Regions from separate parts of the Homo sapiens genome. Here region 1 is linked to region 2. A link is a loop called in an ENCODE intact Hi-C map of the cell type or tissue named here. Cell type or tissue: IMR-90. All regions are shown on one strand. Links, peaks and the distances in the headings refer to the core of each region. The heading gives the core; the rest is flanking DNA.

Region 1 (7,033 bases), core at 955-5,954, 310 kb after region 2:
TGTATAGGTTGCATTGGGTGGGGTTGACTTCACTCCCAACTCCAGGGGTGCCCCCAGGTTGCTTTGAACTCAATATGCCACAAAGATTGATTAGGGATGGACATATGACTTAATGCTGACCATCAAAGCAGGATTCAGGACATTTTTTCCATGGCTTTGAGGGGAAAAGCTACCTCCTTCCCCTGGCTGCTATCTCACCCACCTATTAATCCAGAGGAAAACCAGTTTGAAGATAAACTCTACACATGAGAGAGACCAGAATTTACACAAAACATAAGTAAACAAAAACACCACACTCACATTGAAACAGGGTCCTTGATCAAAATAAATCTGAAGCTTACACTACTATGGGACCAGTCTTTCTCAAAGTTCAATAGAAGAAATAAGCCCTAAGATATACATTGCATGCAATAATGTAGCTTCTGTCCTATGCAACTGGAATGGTACTAAGTATGTCCTATCCTTGGGTGAACTGAGAAAAGTTACTCAAATTACTTTTATGTTCTGTGGTTCAAATGAGGAACTCTGGTTGCAAAAGCAATTTGACTCTGCAGTTGGGTGTACTGATAAGTCAGCTTTATTGTTTAGGCTAGTTAGAGTTGGGGTTTCCATTTCTTACAGCTGAAAGCTTCCTAACTAGTATAACGATCAATCTTTCTTGCACTCCCATCTGTTGCTCTGAATGCAATTTCAACAAAATTACTGGGAAATTTTCAAAAAAATTACCAGAAAATCTGGCTCAGCAGATGCAGAATTCTGTAGGTTATCTGCTGTATCCTCACTTGATTCATTTCTCAGACATTCAAAAATGCTGAACAATGATAAAAGGGTCAATCCATAAGGAAGATATAACAATTATAAACAAATATGCAAGTAACAGGAACTGAAAATGCATGAAGGAGAAACAGACAGAATGGAAGGGAGAAATAGACAATTCAACTATAATGGATTATATACCATTATCACCATTATATACCAGTTATCCTAGGAATGCAAGGTTGGATTAACATCCAAAAATCAATCAACCACATGACCACCTCAGCAGATGCATTAAAAAGCATTTGACAACATCCAAAGCCTTTTCATGACAAAAAATCATTCAGCAAACTATTAACAGGAATAGAAGAGAACTTCCACAACCTGATGATGAAAGGCATGTACTAAAAGCCCAGAGCTAATATTTACCTGGGAAAGACAATACTTTCCCCCTAAGATCAGGAAAAAGACAAGATGTCTGCTCTCACCACTTGTATTCAACCTGAAGGTTATAGCCAGGGAAGTTAGGTAAGAAAAATGAAATATTAGGTTGGTGCAAAAGTAATTGTGGTTTTTGCCATTACTTTTTATTGGCAAAAACCGCAATTATAGCCAAATAAAAGGCATCTAGTTCAGAAAGAAGAAAAGTAAAACTATTTTTATTTGCAGATGACATATTGTATTTGAATAAGAAATCTGCTTAAAAAGAACTAATTAACAAGTTCAGTAAGTTTGCAGGCTAAAAAATAATATTAAAAACAGTTGTATTTCTATACACTAACAATGAAGAATCCAAAATGAAATTAAGAAAAGAATTCCATTTATGATAGCAGCACAATGAATAAAACACTTAGGAACAAATTTCACAAAAAAAAGTATAAAACTTGTACTCTGAAAACTACAAAAAAATGTTGAATGCAATGAATGAACGCCTAAACAAATGGAAAGACAGCTTGTGTTCACTGACTGGAAGATTTAATATCATTAAGATGGCAATATTCTATAAATTGAACTACAGATTTAATGAAATCCCTATCAAATTCCCAGCTGGCTTTCTTGCAAAAGTTGACAAGCTGATTCTAAAATCCACATGGAAATGTAAGAGGCCCAGAAACAATCTTGAAAAAGAATAACAAAACTGGAAGGCTCACACTTCACAATTTCAAGGCTTACTATTACAATGCTATTGTAAACAAGACAGTGTGAAACTGACAGAAGGATAAACCCATATCCTGGAATGGAATTGAGAATCCAGAAATAAACCCTCATATTTATAATCAATTGATTTTCAGTGAGTGTCCCGAGATAATTCAATGGGGGAAAGAATAATCTTTTCAACAAATGGTACGGTGACGATTAGATATCTACGTGCAAAAGAATAAAATTAGACTCCTACCGCACACTGTCTATAAAAATCAACTCAAAATAGACCTAAATAAAAGAGCCAAAAGAAACAAACTCTTACAAGAAAACACACATGTGAATCTTTGAGAACTTAGGATAAGCCTGTTTAGGTAGGCCAATAAAAGCACAAGCAATAAAACAAACAAAAAAGATAAATTGGACTTCATAGAAATAAAAAACTTGGGGACATCAAAGATTTTATCAAGAAAGTGAGAAGGCAACCTACAATATGACAGAAAATATTTGCAATCTTGATATATGACAGGAACTTGTATCCAGAGTATATAAAGAACTCCTACAAGTCAACAATAAAATGACAAATAACCCAATTTAGAAATAGGGAAAATACTTATATAGACATTTCTCCAAAGGAGACATATTAAATAGAAATGGCCAACAAGCACATAAAAGACATTCAACATCATTATTATTAGGGAAATGCAAGTCAAAACCACAATAAGATACCACTTCATGCCTGTCAGGGTGACTAATACTAAAAACAAAACAAAGCAATAGCCATAAGAGGTATTGGCGAGGGTGTGAAGAAACTGGAATCCTTATACATTGCTAGTGGAAATGTAAAATGGTGCAGCTGCCTTGGAAAATGATTTGGCAGTTCCTCAAAATGGTCAACCAAGTGATACCATATGACCCAGCAATTTCACTCCTAGGTATATACTCAAAAGAAATGAAAACAAATGTCCTCACAAAACTCATACACAATGTTCATAGCAGCATTGTTCACAATACCTAAAAAGTGGAAATGACTCAAATGTCCATCACCTAATGAATGAGTAAACAAAATGTGTTTTTATCTGAAAAACAGAATATTATTCAGGAATAAAAAGAAAGAAGTACTGATATGAGCTACAGCATGAATGGACCTCAAAAACATCATGCTGAGAGAAAGAAGTCAGATGCTAAAGACCACATATTGTATGCTTAATTTATATCAAATATCCAGAATATACCAATCCATAGAGATAGAGAGTAGTGTTTTCCAGAGACCGGGAGGAGAGGGAAATGCAGAGGAACAGCTAGTGGGTATGGGGTTTCTTTTTAGGTTAGGAAGTTAGATCGTGGTGAGAGTTGCACAAGTCTGTGAATAGACTAAAAACCACTGAATTGTACACTTTAAAGGATAAATAGTATGGTTTGTGAATAGTATCTCTGAGTTGTCATAAAAAAACACATTTGAACAGCTTCTACAATGTTGCTTTATCACTTGCTATCTCTCAGGCCTCATTAGCATCAATATAGTTGTGAAACGAATTTTTAAAGACATTTAATATAGAACCTCCCATTTAGAGAAATAAAATTTCAACAAAATAATGTTTAATGAATTCTGAACTTGTCATATTAGACAAAGTAAGTCAAACTATTGAAAGCATGAGGTAGAAAATCAATAAACCTTAGGCATAAAAACATGTTTCATGACGACAAAGCTTAGTTTAAAAATGTTTCATAAATTAAAAACATGGAAAACTGAAAGCTTATCAACCCTTTTACTTATTTTATTAACCTCAGATGTTATGAAAAGAACTAAAGCAGTTTATTTGATTTGGCTGAACACATATGAATTACTTAAAAATGAAGCATAGCCATCCAAATAGCATGCTTTAAATGCCTGTCCAGTGATTTACAGCTAATTGCCAAATATTATTCCGTTGCTAAATCTTTACATTTGCTTTACTAAGGTTTGCTAAATTAGTTAAAATAAACTCAAGCATAGCATATTTCCAGAATATTTTTGATAAAAGATGTCACAAACATACATTTCCTACATATTTTAAAAATATTTAATAGGAAACTATCTTATGTCATATTTCCCAGGAAAAAGATAGAGAAACAGATTTGTGTATGGGAAGTTTATTGTGCAATGGTCTCAAGATAAAAACTGTGAGACGTTAAGGAACCAGGGTTGAGCAAAAAGAGTCGAATTGTGATGTAATTGCAAAAAAACATCTCAGCTAATCCCACTGGAGCTTGGAAGCTACGCTGGCCTTTCTGAGTTGTTCCAAATTAAGGCAAGGGGGCCTGATTTGTATATCACCACACTGACCAGTCATTGGATGTGGGCTGCACCTGGGGAGTGGTCATAATGCTGGGTGAAGAAATTCCTTTCACCTGAGGGCAATTCTTGGTGAGGGATTTGCTCTGAGCCATCAACAGGTAATAATTCTGACAGCTGGGGAAATGAATGCCTTGGTCCTGAAGCAGGTATCTGAGCAAGACACCACATTATCCATTCAGTGCACCCTTTGAACTGCTCAGATCCATTTGCTTTGTATAAAACAGTCACACCACCTGCTTCCTTTTGGTTGGTCTCTTTTCCAGTGAAATTTACAAAAGGAAAGTTGGTGGAATGAAGTATAATCCCCACTGCTGCACCTGATTGCAGAGTTGCAACTAATATTCAATTTTTGAATTCTCATTACTTTTGGCTGGTACCTCCACTAGACCGGGTGGCTTGCCCATAGGGGTGACCCAGGCCCTCATTACTGTGCCATCGAAGCCCTGCTCACTATGCCCTCCTTAGGGCCAATGATCTGCACTGTTCCTTCACTGTCAACTTTAGACAGGCGAACACTAAGAGATGCCCCAGTATATCACATGGAGCAAACCTATTCTCTCCTTCCCCATTGTGGAACAGCAGTCCTGCCTCCCACAGAACCTGGGGTTGTTTGAAATGCAGTCCCAAAGCATAGCTAGGTTCTCACATCTGTGGAAGCCAGCACTTAACAGTCCACACTTCAACCTCTTGCTCTGTGTCTCACAGCACGACTATTGATGTTTCAATGTGCACTAAATAAACTGACATTTCTTTCCAACTGTATCCTCTACATCTTTTCCACATCATGTCAACAACCAGAATACCAATACAATATTTTAGAAAGGTTGAGAAGTTCTCCAAAAGCAGAGAATATGTTCAGGAGGAATGTCCTCTCCCCTTTTTGCATGTGAGCTATACTATTTGAGGACAAAATTAGTGAAAGGAGTAGCTTAACTTTTAATGGATCAGGAGGGGAACTTCATTCCATGCTAATGACATACCACTTTCCCCATAATTAGGGAGGATGTTTATTCAGCCAGGATGCTGAAAAATACATTTTAAGATATAGAAGCAGCATCTGTGTTCATACCATATTGGTTGTTGAATATTTTGACTATTATACCTGCAGTTTGATAAATTGAAGGTAAGTTGTAAGTACATAAAGTTGATTAGCCTTTTCGGCACCAAAGGCAAAAAAAAAAAGAAAAAAATCTGGAAACTACTTAGAAATTATTTGACAGCATTGACCTCAAGTTCACCTCTGTTATGGACTTAAGCGCTTTGATACACAAGAGTATTTTATTTGTTTTAGAAGAGGCTGTCAGGTTATCCATTTCATGTTAAATCCAATATTCTTTGTTTAATTTCTGATTATTTTTGTTTGCATTTATCCCAAATATTGATTTAGAATAAAATCCACTCTTGACCCTGACTTTTCTCCACTACCTATTTTTCAGGAAAATTTTTGCAAATAGGCTGATTGAGTAGACTATATAGAAATGAACAAACATCTTTTTATCAGCTCTTTAAAAAATGTGTAGACACGCAGTAATACAAAAACATTGCTCCAATTAAGAAAGCAAAAGTACAAATATGCTTACATTGAAAAACATTTTTTGAGACAATGGTATATTTTAATAGTCTAGAGTGGCTCATTTATATTACTTGGGTTTATGAGTAGAATGAGAGGCATTGTTATGGAGGATGAGAGGAATAATGTAAAAATAAAGTGAACTAAGAGTGTATTTGCAACCTAATTTACTTTATTTAAAAAATTTTGTGACTCGCCCAATCTATGTGCTTCATAAGACAACTATCTGTTTCACTGCTTTCAACCGGGGTCTAAGAGCCTGGCACATAATAGATGCTCGATAACTGTGTGTCAAACGAATAAATGCACAAAGTGTTCATTGCTCACCTAATATGCCACAATAGCAAACAACTTCTCTCTCTCCTTCTTCCTTTCTTTTGTAAATTTTCTTTATCTTCTTCTCTCCCTCCTTAGCCCCCTCTTCTTCCTTCCCTCTCCTTATCTCTCTTTAGTCTCCTCTCTGTTCTTCCCTCCCTTCTGTTCTCCTTTCAAAGTAGATCACAGAAAGATGTTTAGGAGACATTCATTAGAGAATGTTCAGTAGCACAAAGACAGCAGAAAATGTATACAGTATCACATTTTCCATCCTTTCTTTTCTTTTTTAACTAAATCTTGAAATTCTGAAGTTATGTGACTTTGTATGTTTTAAAGGGGTGTTGTCGTGTTGCATGGGTGTCTTGTGTAACTAAAACAAACTCTCCACCCTGCCCTTGTCTTATTGTGCAGTTTCTTTCTTTTCATTTTTATTTTATTTACTTATTTTTTTGAGGCAGGGTCTCATCTCACTCTATTGCCCAGGCTGGAGTACAGTGGCATGATCTCGGCTCACTGCAGTCTCACCCTCCCTGGGCTCAAGCAATCCTCCCATCTCAGCCTCCTGAGTAGCTGGGACTACAGGCACACAACACCACACCCAACTTTTTTTTTTTTTTTTTCCATAGAGATGGGGTTTCACCATGTTGCCCAGGCTGGTCTTGAACTCCTGGACTCAAGCCATCTACTCACCTTGGCCTCCCGAAGTGCTGGGATTATGAGCATGTACCACCACACCCATCCCACAGTTTCTAAGAGAATCTGACCTTTTTCAGTTTCCAGAGACAGTCTTTGTGATTAATGATCTATCTGTGTTAGTCTAAGACTCCAAGACCAATCTCCCATTTCCAAAGACAGAACTGGGAGAAACTTCCCTTTCCTCTAAAGAGGTGATTCTGTATGTAAGCTAAGAGTAA
Region 2 (7,033 bases), core at 734-5,733:
CTGAACTCTGAGATCTTGGTAGGATGCCTGACTTGAGCCTTGCAATTCTCCCAAGGCTTACTAGACAATGTGACATTTCCCACAGAAACCCCAGCAGCCTATCTACATTGAACAAAATTTTGTAGCCAACCTTTTTTTTTTTTTTTTTTTTTTTTGGGATGGAGTCTTGCTCTGTCGCCCAGGCTGGAGTGCAGTGGCGCGATCTTGGCTCACTGCAAGCTCTGCCTTCGGGGTTCAAGCCATTCTCCTGCCTCAGCCTCCCTAGTAGCTGGGACTACAGGTGTCCGCCACCACGCCTGGCTAATTTTTTTGTATTTTTAGTAGAGACGGGGTTTCACTGTGTTAGCCAGGATAGTCTCGATCTCCTGACCTCATGATCCGCCTGCTTCGGCCTCCCAAAGTGCTGGGATTACAGGCGTGAGCCACCGTGCCCGGCCAGTAGCCAATATTAAAAAAAAAAAAAAAAAAAGAATAAAAAGGCTTATATTGCTTATATTCCCCACAACTTTAACCATTTCACAACTACATTTTAGTATGTTTACTAATATGTTATAAAAAAGAAGGGTTAGTATTCTTTATATTCTCCTCAGCTTGCCTAAACAACAACAACAACAATAATAATAGTAATCAGTAGTCTATTGTAGGGTCTTTTTCTCTATCATGCAAGGGTTCTTGTTTGGTTGTGATTAAATGAAAGTCACTGTATGAACACCACGTCTATATTACTACCATGACTCAGAAAGCTCATTAACTGAATATCTCTGACACAATTTTACATATCTCTGGAAATGACATAGTGGGGATAGGAGGAGTGGTTAGTTGTGCATTAGTCTATTTTACCACATTTACAGACAAAACAAATACTAGAGTCAGCTTACATCTACTGCTTTCTCTTCTCTCCACCATCTCTCAGATTTTAGGTTGTTTTATTAAAGTTCATTGCTGAGAACACAAAGGCTGATGCCACAGAGGGGAAAACGCCAGATCCACCACCGAACAGCTAAAGCCATATGCGCCTGCTCCATGAATGCCCATTTTTCATCTTTAGTGGGCTTCAAAGTTAAATAGCACAGACAACACAAAGGAAAATATGACCGCAGCAAAAGACAGAAACTACACTGTGGCTACAATTAAATCTTCATACCAATCATGCATTTTTAATGTGAACGTTTATGGAAATTGTCTCTTGATGTTTAGGTGGTGTTTTTCATCATTGGTTATTTATGATGCTTTGATCCTGGAAACATGAGCTAAATGAGAAAGCCAGAGAAAGGGATTCACTTAACAACGGATAACCTTGTTGTATCATAAATTACAAGAAGAAAGCCAATCATCTTTCAAGCTGCATCATCATAAACAAACTTAAAAGAAGAAGCTACCAGGATTCATGGCAACTTTTTTGCTTCCCAACCTGGAATTCCCCAGTATGTGCTGTCTGACTGGTTTCTGTTCTCTAGTAGGGATAGATCCTTTGCCATGTTGATTAGCTTAATTGTGCCATTTTATTATTTGGGATGTGAACATAGAAAAAAATTTTTCAATAAAATCGAAGAATTAATAGTTAAATGCCTTCAGCCAAGTAGAAATAGTTTAAGGGAGAGGGAGGTGATGGATATTAACATAAAATTAGGTCTGAGAGTAGAAAAAAAGAAAGGGCCTGAGAACCCCAGGAGCGAAGCTGGCTCTGAGCCTGTTCAGTTCTTCAGTGTTGATTCAGGTCTCTCAAAGTTAGACCTACAGAGGGGTCTTTATTCTGAAATATGAATGTGATATTCCTAGGAGAATATTATAAATCTGCAGTGGACGTTGTCCTGGGATTAAGCTTCTTCAAACAAATTCACCCATGTGAAAGTAACTGAACCCACATGCTGAGCCTCAAGGCGAGACCACCATTTATTTGATTGTACCTCTCCCAAATTATGTGTCTGGCCAGGCACGGTGGCTCACGCCTGTAATCCCAGCACTTTGGGAGGCCGAGGCGGGTGGATCATGAGGTCAGGAGATTGAGACCATCCTGGCTAACACGGTGAAACCCCGTCTCTATTAAAAATACAAAAAAATTAGCCGGGCGTGGTGGTGGACACCTGTAGTCCCAGCTACTCAGGAGGCTGAGGCAGGAGAATGGCGTGAACCCGGGAGGCGGAGCTTGCAGTGAGCCGAGATCGCGCCACTGCACTCCAGCCTGGGTGACAGAGCAAGATTCCGTCTCAAAAAAAAAAAAAAAAAATTATGTGCCCTTGGATGATTGCTTAGGACACATATTGATATCAATATGCTTAGGACACATATCATCCAAGAAATTCTGCCATTTTCAGAAAAGCTAATTGATGTTTGGCTCTGTGTCCTGGAAAAAAATGGATTAATCCCCACTTCACACTAGGGATAATCTCTAAAAATATTATAAACATATTGAAGATGCCTGGAGTAAATAGAAAAGCTAGGAACTTGTGAGGCAGCTTATTTCCGTATCAGGAGGAGATCCCGTGACCATTCACATGTCTAAAGGAAACTTTCCAAGTTTTGCTTTTACAAAGCCAAGAAATTTTGCACCCCATGGTAAATAAAGTGCAACAAACAAGGTAAAAGAACTGTCTTAAGTGGTCTCATCAACTAGTTACCCACCAGGGATGACGGCTCCTGGCTTCCCTCCAGCCTGTGAACAAAGCCAGACCTCCCAGATCCCGGGCCCTGCTGACGTCTACCTTTTCTTAAGTCCATTCTTTAAGCAGCATCTTCCTGCCTATCAGGCCTGGGCACCCTCCGAGGTAATGCGGAGAGCCGGAAGAGAGCTCTACAGAAAGGGGTGAAATCATTCATGGAATCTGCAGGAATTGGCATATTTTCTGAAATGGTTCCATGCATGACTTTATCACACATATTAGCTGCCCTGGCCCAAAAGGCAGGATCGTTGTCAAGACGAGATATTCAGTTCACTGCAGAGGATGAGGACTCTAATAATAACAGTTAAAACCATTTCTGGAAGGATTCTATAATAACACACTTAGCTAACCACCTTTGAATCCACATACATAACATAAATAAGTGGAACTTTTTAAAAATGAAATAAAGTCACAGTTATTTCTTATTCTGAGTTGTGTTACATGATCCTGTTCACCTTGTGAAAAATCGTCAAGCTCTCCACTTAAAAGTGTGTGCATTTCCATATACTTCAGTAAAATGTTTCCTTTTAAAAAAAAAAGGCAGAGGATTGCTTTAGATATGTTATCATCAAATTATGATCTGTAGGGCAAATCCTGCCACCTACTGCTTTTGATGACCTGTGATCTACAAATGGTTTGTATATTTTTTAATGGCTGGAAAAAATTAGAAACATATTTCATGGCACTTGAAAATTATATGAATTTATTGAAACACACTTACATTCGTTCCTTTACATATTGTCTAGGGCTGTTTTTGTGCTACAACACCACAGTTAAGCAGCTGCAACAGAGACGGTATGGGCTGCAAAGCTTAAAATATTTATATTATTATATGTTATTTATAAATATAAATATTTGTATTCATATCTGTCCCTTTACAGAAAATGTTTGCTCACCCTTGTTCTAAATTAAAGGGCAAAAGTTATAGGACAACCATATGCAGTGCATGATTCTTGATGGTCCTAGATCAGAAAAAAAAAAAATCTATAAAGAACATTTTTGGAAACAATTTGGGAAATGCAAATATGTTTTGTATAAAAGACAGTACATTTATAACAATGTTAAATTTCCTGGTGTGATAACAGTATTGTGGCTATGTGAGAGGATGTCCTTGCTCTTAGGAGATACATACTCAAGTATGTAGAACAGGAAGAGTCTAATATTTGCAACTTACTTACAAATGATTGGGGGAATATATACAAAGAGTGCACAAATGTATCACAAATGTGATAAAATGTCAACAGTCAATAAATGTAGGTAAAGGATATAAGGGTTTTTATCCTCCTATTCTTTCAGCATTTCTGGAGGTTTGCAAGTTTCCAAAATAAAAATAAATACAACCATAAAAACGATCATTTAAAAAGAACTCACCAGTCAGGATGTAAATGATTGATCAGTGGCACATGCTGAGGGTCAATTAGTTAATACAAGTGGTTTGAGGTTTGCATCTAAACCTCTTCAGCAGTTGTATTTTGGGGGTTGTCATCTATCAGCCCACAGTTCTCATCCTTGTGGCTTTTCTGAATTCTCCTTTCTGTTTTTTCTGAGCTGATTCCAGACGGCGAGGGGCTTACCAAAGATTTACTTGTTATTTGATCTCCACATTTGTAGCAAATATGATAGTCAGTGTTTATCCTGTCTTTCAAGAAACTTTTTTTTTAATTACCCACATACAATGTGTTTTTTTTGTTTTTCCTAGTGGGTCATAGAAATCCATCATTAAGTGTCATTTTGCCTTTTAAGAATTATTTAATTCCTTGAAGATTTATTATCTCTTTAATCAGAGCAGATTCTTAACACACCAGTAATGACCAGTAATGTACCAGTAATTACACACCATTTTCAACCTATATTTCATCTGTGTATTTTTATGGGAGTTTCTTTTCTAAATTATGCTTTTGTCTGTGGGCAGTAGTTTTGCGGTTTAGGAACCAGCTGATATACAGTTTATCTTGAAAGGCTACATATGGATCTGCAAGGGCTTTGAAATTCCATTCAGAAGCACTTGCAGGCAGGGACCATAATGTATTGCTGATTCTGGAATGCAGTAAATGTAATTGTCACTCTTCGGGACCAGTCCCTTGACTTCCATGTCAGGTTGGCTCATTGTAATATAAAATCCATTTTATCACATTTATTTTGTCTCAGATTGTCAAGCAGAGGCTGTGCAGGTTGTGGATTCTCAAGGAAAAGAAAACAGCATTTGTTTTATTAATAGAGTTGATGGTTTCTTCAAAGCAAAAATGTAGATCAGAAACAAATTATGCTTTGCCCACTGGCTGAGATTTAAAATATCTCTCCAACTGTCACAGAAAAGAACTAGACTTAATTCAATGTAAAATGCATGAACCAGTTTCTAAAAATAAAATTGGAAGCACTTTAGTTGCTATAAACTTCATTCCAGGAAAGTGAGTTATATGAGTATTTTATATTGTTTTATGGGACTTGGAGATTAAAATGATTTTTGGTTGACATCGTGTCGGCTTCCTATTTGAATCAGTCCAGAATGAAGCTGAATAGAATTATAGGGGAAAAAATGAATGACCATTACTGGCAGTAAAACAACCAGGCTTTGCCAATAACATTTTAAACACATATACATACACTTTACACCCCCTCCAAATTTTTTATTGGTTATGTCCACATAGACTGAAAGTTCTACACCAGTGGTTCCTCTCAAAGCTCATTCCTGATGACTGAAACTGTTTTATGGCGTGGTCAGCTCCACAGTTTGGAGGAAGGGGGCAGTAATCATCTCTCTGTGACCCTCATATCCCCAAACTCCCATTCAAAGTCAGCAATAGGTAGTATTAACTTCTTCCTCTGCAAAGATTAAGCTCTGATGGAAATGAAATATTTGGTGAGCCCTGAACAGGGCTTTCGCAAAAGGAAGTGCAAAAGTTAAACAATCAGTCATAGGTAGTGGAATAATAGTTTATATATTTTTTCTTCTTGGCAAGTTCTTTTTATTGTCCAGTACTTCTGTCGTTTCTACCGAACCTTAACGCTAGGGCTTATTATCCCAATGAAGAAGGAACACCAAAAATCCCAGCATGAACGAAAGAATCGAATAATGGGCTCGAAAGCCTATGTTGAGTTCCAAAATAGGTTTTAGGCCTATGGCAGAGACAGATTTGAAGGAGGTTGGGGGAAGGTTTCTTAAGCTCCAGAAGGAAAAATACATGAAGCACTCAGAACATAGTGTTTTACAACAAAGTCTAATCTCTGATTGCAAAAGAACTCGTCCCAAAATATAGAGAGATGATAAGAAGACTTGAGGGAGGGAGCTGGAGAGAACATGGGGAGTCAACCAGCTAAAGGGAGTTAGTGATGTGGTCTCTGTAAGAGGGTTCCACATGCTGCTCCCTCTGGGTCCAAAACCCTAGAAAAGAAGGGATGATGGAAACCTTCAGGAAGATGCAGGAAGACAAGACAGCAGAGGACTTTGTGTCTGAATTGCTGGGAGGAAGCTGCCTTCCAGGGCACCCCATGCCAACATGGAGTAGCTGCACTAAAATGGAAAGGATGAGTCAGGTTCAAGGAGAAAGGAGATGAGACCCCACCTCATACACAGATGCCACCTTGAAGGAGCCCCTGCAAGTGATCAGGGACTTGAGTGAGCACAGAGCGAACTAAAATATCAACTTGCAGAAGAGAAAGGGAGATTCTCACAGTAGAGGCTGTGGGATGGGCAGCCACAGTCAGAGTTGAGACGGAAAAATTTTGCTGAGTTTCAGAAGCTAGACAGCCACCGGCCAATGTTGAGGCAGGAACTATGGGAAAGCAACAGGGGAGACGCCAAAACCCAGCAGAGCAATGGTCCTGCAGTGAGCCTGTTGTGAGAACAGGCTTTGAGTGACAGCAACAGTGAATGCCAGTGGAGAAGTAATTGCAGATCAAAGGTTTCTCTGAGAATGTCAAGGTTATGCATAAGTCCTCCAGAGCCTCTGACCACTCCCAGGGAGATGGGAAGGAAAAGGAAGATGAGGTGAAACAAAATGACTAGGTACCCCCAAAGAGACTGAGTTTAAGGTAAATGCAGTGGTTCTCAACCAAGGACAATTTTACACCTCCAGGGACATTTGATATGATCTGGAGACATTTTGTCGTTGGCACAACTAGGAAGGGCAGGAGGCTGCTGGCATCTTATGAGTGGAGGCCAGGGATGCCGCTAAACATCCCAAAACATGTGGGACAACCTTCACAACAAAGAATTATCCTGTCCAAAATGTGAAGAGTGTTGAGGTTGAGAAACCCTGAGCCAAAGTAACTGAGTTACTACTGTCGGCAGAAATGAGACTATGAGAAATGTTTTAAAAAGAAATTTACACTTTTGCACACCCAAATTCCTATAACTGAACACACACACACAC

What was found. Hi-C counts contacts between places; a loop is a spot of excess contacts. Peaks named below come from ENCODE experiments on the same cell type or tissue, not always from the same donor. Only the 100,000 strongest peaks of a DNase experiment are listed, where the experiment ranks them.
Region 1: it touches region 2 in a loop (6-fold over the local background); 108 of 110 quality-filtered maps call a loop at or near these places.

Annotation. Positions count from the first base shown.
Region 1 is chr14:59,435,667-59,442,699 of GRCh38, forward strand. No RefSeq gene overlaps it. Among named protein-coding and RNA genes, the nearest start is that of GPR135, 26 kb to the right of the region's middle. RefSeq lists an enhancer at 3,346-3,515. In IMR-90, for the core only: no CTCF peak of the experiment used is centred there; DNase peaks (open chromatin) are centred at 2,685, 3,765 and 4,065; H3K27ac peaks cover 980 bases.
Region 2 is chr14:59,127,994-59,135,026 of GRCh38, forward strand. No RefSeq gene overlaps it. Among named protein-coding and RNA genes, the nearest start is that of DAAM1, 57 kb to the right of the region's middle. In IMR-90, for the core only: a CTCF peak has its summit at 5,412; no DNase peak of the experiment used is centred there; H3K27me3 peaks cover 412 bases.